Regions from separate parts of the Mus musculus genome. Here region 1 is linked to region 2. The links are chromatin loops, found by intact Hi-C in ENCODE. Cell type or tissue: left cerebral cortex. All regions are shown on one strand. Each heading gives the region's core, and the rest is flanking DNA. Links, peaks and the distances in the headings are about the cores only.

Region 1 (4,393 bases), core at 264-4,263, 180 kb after region 2:
CACGGTTATAGAACTGTATGAAGAAGTAACAGGTCTCCCTTTTCTTCAACCATGGTTTGTTTTCTTCCACCCATCTGCATAGAGGTAAATGATTTTATTAATCTCATAACTAATAATATGAAAACAAATCATCAGCCCTGGGGGAGATGATTTTAAGTCCAGGGACACCACGGATCTACACGAAAGGGAAAGGAATCCTGGTTCCTGCTGAAGCTAAACTAGGAACGCCATTTCCATATTACGCTCGTTGTCAGACTGCAGAATAGGAACGCCATTTCTATGGTATTCCCCTTTGTCAGACTGCAGAATACAACTGGCTAAGAAGATTACAGGTGAGAGTTTCATCAAATGAAAGAAACAACAGCTAAAACTGGGAAAACGACAACCCAGCAGCAGCAGACTCGGAAACAGTGAATCCTTCTCAGCAGAGGCCATCAAGAATGTGAAGCACAAAGCAAGGAACTGCTTTATTCTAATTCCTGTAGAACTGTTTGTCTCTAAACTGTTACTAAATATATAGCACATAGCATCTAAAAATAACCACCTGACTGATATTAAACTACACATTATTATAATGTATAAGGAATGTGACTTGGTAATGAGTCACTTGGCCAATAATATCTAATAAGCAAGCAATTCCACATTCAGAGTTTTGTGTAACACTGGGAGATTAAATGGTTAAACAGATAGCCATACAATACAATGATCCTGCCACCAGAACTTAATGAGTTTCCATTTGAGCAGAGATAGCTCCTCTCTTGGTATATCTGTCCTTTGAACAGTCTTTCCTATGAGCACTTCCTCTGTTGATAATTTCATTAGTATGAGTTGAGCATCTTATTTTTCAAATGCATCAGTAATTCATTGAGACAGGCAACATAGCTCACTTTGCTTGTTGATGGGTGTGGGTGTGGGTGGGTGTATGTGCTGTGTGCCTTAGACTGCATGAGTACCTAAGCACTTCTTCGATGGATGGATGTGCGTGAACATTCTGACAACTGATGACAGATGTCCAGGATACCTATCTCTGGTAGCCTAAACTCTGTGTCTAAACTCCTGTTCCACCCATGACCTTGAAAACTCTTATCTAAGCCTTGGTCAGAGTGGCAGTAGACCTGTGACCCTATTGCCTAATTCCTTGTAAATGCCATTGGAAAGGTCAATTTTAAGTTCCATAAAATGTCCTAAAGATAACAGCCTAATACTTCCTCTCTATGTGTTTTGTTTTATTAGTGAACTTCTTCAAGATCTGGAAAACTGTGAAAACGATCCTGTGGCCATAGCAGAATGTTTTGTGTCCAAGGTAAGCAGAAAAATTCATCTTTTTAGGGCCAACCAAGGCAGACAGAGAGTGCAATTTATTTTCATTTTAAAGTTAGAATAAATGTTGTTCTACATTGAATTAAGCTAGCCAACAAATCATGCACTTTTTGTTTTTGTTTTCATAGGGGAGTGTGTGTGTTGTGTGTGTGCTCACACACACACACAACACACACACTGTTATAGGAGAGAGAGAGAGAGAGATTAGCTCTAGTATACCCAGATTGTGTATAGTGATTGGGTAATGTTATTTATCTTTTTTTGGAAAGATTTAAAGTTTGAGAGGAGAGAATCCAGAGTAGAGAATGTAAAAAAAAAAAAAAAAAGATCCATATAACATACCTCTAAATCCATTCAAACACACACACACAAAAGAAACTACATGTTTTGTGTGTGATATGTGTGGTACCAGTATCACTGCTGTTACCCTTCAAGGAGTAAAGAGCAGTAAGGCCAACTTCCTGCAGCTTAAAAATGCCCTGAATTTCCTATACTTTCCTTATCTGTCATTGGTGGCTTTTAAAAAAGTACAAGACATGAGCTTGGCATGAAGCAAGTTCATGCTCTGAACTTGGAAGTCTGACACTCTGCAATATACTGGGCAGCCCATAAGATGCTGCCTGGTGTACGCACACAACCTCCTGTCTCATTCAAGTTTTCCTTCGGAGCTCTGGAAAAGCTTGAGCTAGAGGAACTCATCTTGCAGAAGAACCTCATGTGATTTCTGAGGATGTATGAAGGCCTGAAGTGGACCAGGTTGAGGCAGAGTTCATAGCAATGCTTTGGAACCTACTATCAATTGGCGCCTCATTTAGAGCCCTGAAGGCCAAGGTGAACTAAGATGTGGCTCCATAGGGTTAGTTCTGATGGCTGCAGACCCATCCACGTGGCTGGGAAGTCAAACCTAATAGCTCCTTAGGTTTGATGGAAATCACTAAAAGCTAATCGGCAGGTCTGTGTATAACTCCTCCTGTCTTTACAGCGTTGTGTGCGTTCCCATTTAAGACATCGGTGCAGACATGATTCACTGCTGCCGTCTTTGTAATGGATTCTTTTATAGGGAGGAATTTTTAGAAGACAAAGAAAACAAAAACAGGAAAAATGGTGTAAAAACAAAGAGATAGGCTGAGCCTTTCAAGGAAGGTATGTTAAAATAACTACTGTACATGCGCAACACTGACATTTCAGAAAACTTTCAGCTTTTACTACTAACTGCAATCACAGGCTGATTAAAGAGTCTCCAGTGTTCACTTAACTCTGGCTTAATTATTCACATAAATGTTTGTTTATGTGCCTCCCTGCCAACTCTCAAATCTCATTTTTCATTGTAATATTGCCAAGCTTAATTAGAAGACCGACTTCAGTACTCGGCACTTTCACATGGGAGCCAGAGTCGGGAGGGAGTGCCAGCCTCTGCACTGCCCGCCTCTCACTCAGCACCCTGACATTTACACGAGGTTATGTTTTGCTGAACCGCCACCAGCTGCTCTGCTTTGAGAGGAATGGAAAATTGCTTTAATTGCGATGTCATTAGCAGAAGACATAGAGCTGGCAGTCGATTTTTGCTCTTATCTGAATCACTGGGGCTCCCACACTGAGAGTCATCTTTGACCTGGGTTACTTTTGTAGTACGTGTAGGCTAAGGAAGTCCCTAACCAGAGAAAGAAAACAGTTTCGTCTTCCTGACTGCTTCCGGATGGCTTGAGGAACAGAGCGAAGCCTCCACTACTGGGCCTGATGCCCCACGTATACTGATCTATAATCAGGGTTCTGGACGCATCTTGAAAGGCCTGAGTCTGTCCTCGGATTGCCTCTTAGCCACCATCATGCTCATCCCTCATTGGACCGTCACTAGAGCTTACTCTGGGCAACGTGCAGGAGAGACTGAATGATTTCCCCTTAGCCTCTTCTCCCTCAGTGCCCCGTCGCCTCCCCTGAGGGCTTGCTTCCCTTCCTTCATAGCTGAGGAGAATGAACACATATACACAGAAAGATGCGGCAAACACTCGCTACATATAAATACGTGTATGTACACAGAGAACACACGCACGCCACATATTGGAATTATCATCAAGAAGTCACTAGTGTTGAAAACGTATGTCAAGTGACTGGCCCCATGTGCTACATATGTAGTGAGTCCAGGAAAACATCTTTGAAGTCAAAGACTATAAGGGAGAGGGAGATTTGTGGCAGAAAAGCACTGAAATCCCACAGACTTCTTTTCCCTGTCACCCATTCAGCCGCCATTAGGTGTCCTGTGTGCTCTGATTGGCAGTGCTGTATCTTATAGCTTGGGTTTTTGCATAATTCCCTCATTTCTGCATCCTCTCTAATTAGAATCTGAAAAAGCTGAATAACTAGAAAGCTGTACCTGCTTTTTCTAATTTGTATAATATATTCCTATAACTGCATCTTTAAAAGGATTTGGACTAGCATCATACAATGACTAATGACATTTAAGCATTAACAGGCCTAGGGGCTATTGGGTTGTTGTTGCTGCTGTAATAAAACCATTGCTTGCGAGGTGTGCTGATCCTGGAACATCTAAGGTCAAATCTGCATTTAATCCTCTATTAAGGATATGCTAGTGATGGAGAAATCTCTAGAACAGGAACAGGATCAACTGTGACAAAATTGGGTCTAGTATATATGTAGTAGGAGGCGGCCTGCGGGCTACACGAACCGGGTATTCCTGGAAGGCAGGCTGGGGCTGAAAGAGGGAGAGACTGGACATCAAGAAAAGAATGAAGCCAAGACAAATTTTTTCTGATCAAGTCCCGCGAGTTTATTAAGAGACTGTGCTTATAAGGGGGAAGGCCCACCCTCCAACACCCCCCCACCACCAGTCCATCCTTGGTGCTTTGTCGCCATGCTGTCAGCACTTGGTCAATTCTCACTTCAAAAGAAGCCAGCCAAGTGGGAAAGCTGCACCACAGGTGGCCCCACCTCAGTGGCAACAAGGTCTGCATCAGCCCACTTCAGGCTGTATATATAGGTTGACTATATGACTATATGAAATGTATCTTCATGAAGGCCATTTTTTTTTTCAATGTGGCATGTCCTGTGATCCTAA
Region 2 (4,393 bases), core at 200-4,199:
ATGGGTGCCTTTAAACATCTGGCTGTCGCAAAGGTCTCTGCCTCCTTTTCCACTTTTGCTTTCTCTAATCAAAGGTCATCCAGTATGTTCACTGGGGTGGTGGGGGTGCTGATGCCTGAACCCAGTAAGCACCCTTCTCCCATTTCCTAGTGTTGTGACATCATAAGCTACAGTGTGAAATTCGAGTTTGGATGCAAAGAAACGGTGTTGGATCCGATTTCAGAACACTCTGGGAAGTGGCCATGTCCAAGGCTTAGCTGTACCCCAACAGCCCAGAGAAGAGAAGAAAAAAGAAAGCGATGTGGCTGTTAACACAGTAGCAGGGAGTTTTTTTTTTTTTTTAAAGAAGAGAGAAGAGAGAAAAGAAAAACAAAAAGAAAAAGAGGGAAAGGAAAACGGAAAGAGAAGAAAAGGAGAAAAGAGAAGAAAAGGAAAGAGAAGAGAAGAGAAGAGAAGAGAAGAGAAGAGAAGAGAAAAAAGAAGAGAAGAGAAGAGAAGAGAAGAGAAGAGAAGAGAAGAGAAAAGAAAAGAAAAGAAAAGAAAAGAAAAGAAAAGAAAAGAAAAGAAAAAAGAAAAGAGACAAAAACTTTCCCCCCAGAGGCTGTAATTTGACTGCTGTCTTTGGCAAAGCTCCAGAGAGCAAGCTTAATCTCTTTCTGAGCTGCCTCCTCCTCTCTGCCTCTTTCCTCCCGCAGGGCCCCGTGGAGGCGGGCGGGGACCGCAACCCGCTGCAGCGGACCGAGGAGCGGGGCGGGGCGGGACACGCCGGGAGCAGAGTGGGAAAGAGGAAGTGGAGCCAGGCGAGCTGCAGGGCTCGGGGCCGCCGGAGCCGGCGCTGGAGCGCAGCGCACCGCGGAGCCAGCGCTCGGGAGCCGCCCCTCTCCCGTAAGCTCCGCCGAGACTATTCCAGGGACCAGACAAGGGAAGCCGGGGACCTCGGCCACGCGCCCCGAATCTGCAGGTGGGAAGAGCGGGATCGCAGTGCCTGGCCCTGGGCGGGGGGGGGGGGGGGGGGGGGGGGGGGGGGCGGGGCGGGGGGTGTCTCTGAGCGCTGCTCCTGGGAGGGGACTGATGGGGTCGTTGGCAGTCGACTGATGGGGTCGACTCAGGCAGGACCTGCTAGCCCGGCGCTCCCGCCCCTTGCTGCAGCCACCCGGGTTGCAGTTTGCAGCTCCGCGAAGTTTGCTCAAGCGCGCCGTGTGCCACCCGCGCCCCCAAGTCAAGCGGAACTATCCCCAAATAGGACAGTCTGGACAACACCCCAACAGCGGTGCGGGCGCGATGGCGGGGAGTGCTGTGTGCTCCAGCTAGGAGCAGTCCTGCGTGGGGCAGAAACTCGCGTGGGCGCCCCCAAATCAGCAAGTCAGCGCTTTATAGGAGTGACCCGGGAGTCTAGAAGCTGTGCCCCATCCGTCACCCGGACACACGGTAATACCTAGCTGGCTACGACTGTGTGGACTGTTGGCCAGAGGAAAAGGTTGTTGGGGGGCGGGCAGCAGGCCCCGGGGTGACTGCTAGAGCAGACCCCCTCTTTGTGTCCCCCATGGAGTCTCAGAGCTCTACAGTCCAGGACGCCCAGTGAGGAGAGGGTGGTTGGCTTCCTCAGTTTCACAATGTTCCTGAGAAACAATGATGTAGCTGATTGCTTGGATGTGTTGTATGAAGTTGGTATGTGTAAAGCTGACTGTGTGTGCAACCCTGGAATTTCATTAAGCTCTGGCGGCTCTTGGCGCTCTCTTTGTACCACCTTCAGGTGGCCAGAGCTTACTGCACCTATTTTGACAGCGATTTTATCTTCTCAGGAAACCCAGTCACCTCGGGAGGGTTGTTTTGGGGATTAGGGGCACTCTGGATACAAACTGAATACACATTGGATACAAAACCAGTAGGATGCCTTAAGTCTGGGTCAGATTTAACGTTTAATTGAATTCCAGGCTTAGATTGCGTTAAAACCTGTGGTCAGCCTGTTTGAATTCTCAGTTTCTGGAGTTCGCATACTTTCAAAGAATAGATGAGTTTTGGTTTTTGTTGTTGTTGTTAAACTGATGTTTTTTTTGTTTTTTTTTTTTGTTTTGTTTTGTTTTTAAAGTGTATCCAAGTCTATCGTGTCAGAGATCTAAAACCTCTCAACTTTAGCCTTACACTGTGTGGGACGTGAGGAAAAGCAATCCTGGTAGCTTGTACTTCCTCACTGTTAAAGCAGTGTATATGAACCACATAGTTTTAATTGGTTTTACCCCTTTCAGTCCAGGGTATTTATTTATTCTACAGTAGTTAACACTTCTATACAAAAGTGATGGGCTAGTGTTTGACCCTTTAACATCTTTGAGTCTGGCTTCCTGATTCCTGACTTAGCTTTTTGTCTCTTGGAATTGCACCCCGTCTAAGCCGTTAAAACCGACCAGGAAGAAACTTTCTTTTCCAGAGTTCACTGACCTCCCTGGCTTCCTCCGCAAGTGGGACCCCACCAGTAATCCTTGTGTGACCTTCCTTCCATTTCCCTTGCATGACAGATTCCCCCCAAAGCCTTTTGCAAAGGGATAAAACAGAGAGAGAACGGGAACAGCTGTTTGGTAGTCAAACTGGTGCCCAAATCTGCCTTTCTTTGATAAAATTTGTCTGCGCCTGTCCTTCCCCTGTGATTCCACTTTCCTCAATGCCTTTAGTATAGATGATTGTTAATATATATTAATATATTCTATATAACATAAATACTATAGTATATAAAATATAAATCTATACTATAATGTAAATATAATATAAAATACATGTAAATATATTGGTATATTGTATAAATATATTAAATACAAAAATATGTTATAATATATAATAACAAAATATGTGTAATATATTATATAATATATACATATATTCATTTATACATATATACCTTTTAAACTTTCCATGGGAGATTACAGCTATCATTCAAATGGGTTAAACAGTCACACTGTAACCCATAGAAATTGCCACTCTCATTTTTTCAAAACCAAAGACAACCAGTAGTATTTTACTCTGCTCACTTGTGGTTATGATTTCTTTTTGTGATTTAATTCAACTTTACTAATTTGTATTCTGACTTGAAAAAAAGATGGAAAAATAACTGAGTAGCTGCAGTCTTTGGAGCCTTTAGTAAACTAACAACAGTATCTGATCTATAGCCTGGGTGCTGCAATCCTCTTTGTGTGGCGCTTTCTTCTTTTTACTGCTGGTAGTAGGGTCTTTGAAACAATTGTCACCTTGTAATCCTGCTGCAGACATGATTAGATCTCCAGGCTCTTCAAACTTGGTTGGCTCTTGGATGATGTGGGCCAGCCTCTGAGTCTTGGAGATTTAGAGTGATTGGGAGCACACGTTCTAGGATTAGCCTTGAATTTGATGCTCCTGTCTGTGCCCCATGAGTTTGCAGACCGGGACCCTGCTAAGGCTCTGAGCTGACATGGATCATTTTATGACTAAGGAAAGTAACAATTATTTGCAAACAAGTAACCAAACAAACATTATTTGGCTTTTCTTATCTTTCCTTCTTCCTTCCCCTCCCCCCACCACTTCCTGCATCTATTTCAGAAAGAATGCCCCTAAACTTCAGAGCTGGGCTGAGGATTGAGTGGAGTAATCCATATTAAATGTTCCACACATGTGGTGTGCTTTGAGGATGAGACTTGCTGATAAGCTGACCCCTGGGGGGCGGGGATTTTGTTGGACCGGCTCCATTGGCAGAACTGTGATTGAACTCAGCTGTGACTGAGACCTGTCCTCTACTACTGCCTCAGAGTGATAGTTGTATAGGGACACATTTTCATAATTATAAACTATTTATTTGTTTCTTTGGGTTTTTTCCCCCTCAATTTTCTTAAGCAAGGTCTTTTTGTTTTGTTTTGTTTGTTTGTTTGTTTGTTTGTTTGTTTTTCGAGACAGGGTTTCTTTGTATAGCCCTGGCTGTCCTGGAACTCACTCTGTAGACCAGGCTGGCCTCAAACTCAGAAATCTGCCTGCTTCTGCCTCCCAAGTGCTGGAATTAAAGGCATGCACCACCACACCCGGCAAGCAAGATCTTATTATGGAGCCCAGACTGGCCTTGAACTCACAATTCTCCCACTTTAGCTGGCCTTACAAGTGAGTGTAACCACACCACTCTTTAAGGGAGAGAAATAATAATCTTTTGACATAAGAAAAATGTGATTTTAATGCAAAGCATTAGCATATTCAGGCACAGACAGAAAAACAAACAAACAAACAAACAAACAAACAAACCAAGACAACTTTTTTCTTTTTGACAGTCTCTCTGTGATGTGTAGCAGGCATCTGAGATGCTCATGTTTCACTCCAAACCTCCTGGATCAATCTCTCTTGATGAAATGAAAAGTTGAGTCCGATCCATTGGGCCATTCAGAGT

Evidence for each region. Peaks named below come from ENCODE experiments on the same cell type or tissue, not always from the same donor. Only the 100,000 strongest peaks of a DNase experiment are listed, where the experiment ranks them.
Region 1: a loop joins it to region 2, with 3 times the contacts of the local background. A loop is called at or near these places in 2 of 42 quality-filtered maps.

The regions. Positions count from the first base shown.
Region 1 is chr10:3,917,903-3,922,295 of GRCm38, forward strand. Plekhg1 (pleckstrin homology domain containing, family G (with RhoGef domain) member 1) reads left to right here. Exons shown (of 17, transcript NM_001159942.1): 5 at 1,234-1,303. Among named protein-coding and RNA genes, the nearest start is that of Mthfd1l, 53 kb to the right of the region's middle. In left cerebral cortex, for the core only: no CTCF peak of the experiment used is centred there; a DNase peak (open chromatin) is centred at 2,730.
Region 2 is chr10:3,739,580-3,743,972 of GRCm38, forward strand. Plekhg1 (pleckstrin homology domain containing, family G (with RhoGef domain) member 1) reads left to right here and starts at 798. Exons shown (of 17, transcript NM_001159942.1): 1 at 798-961. The region is part of intron 1 of Gm30164 (a long non-coding RNA gene); the gene reads right to left. In left cerebral cortex, for the core only: CTCF peaks have their summits at 811 and 1,751; DNase peaks (open chromatin) are centred at 771, 1,294 and 1,688; H3K4me3 peaks cover 1,987 bases; H3K27ac peaks cover 1,395 bases.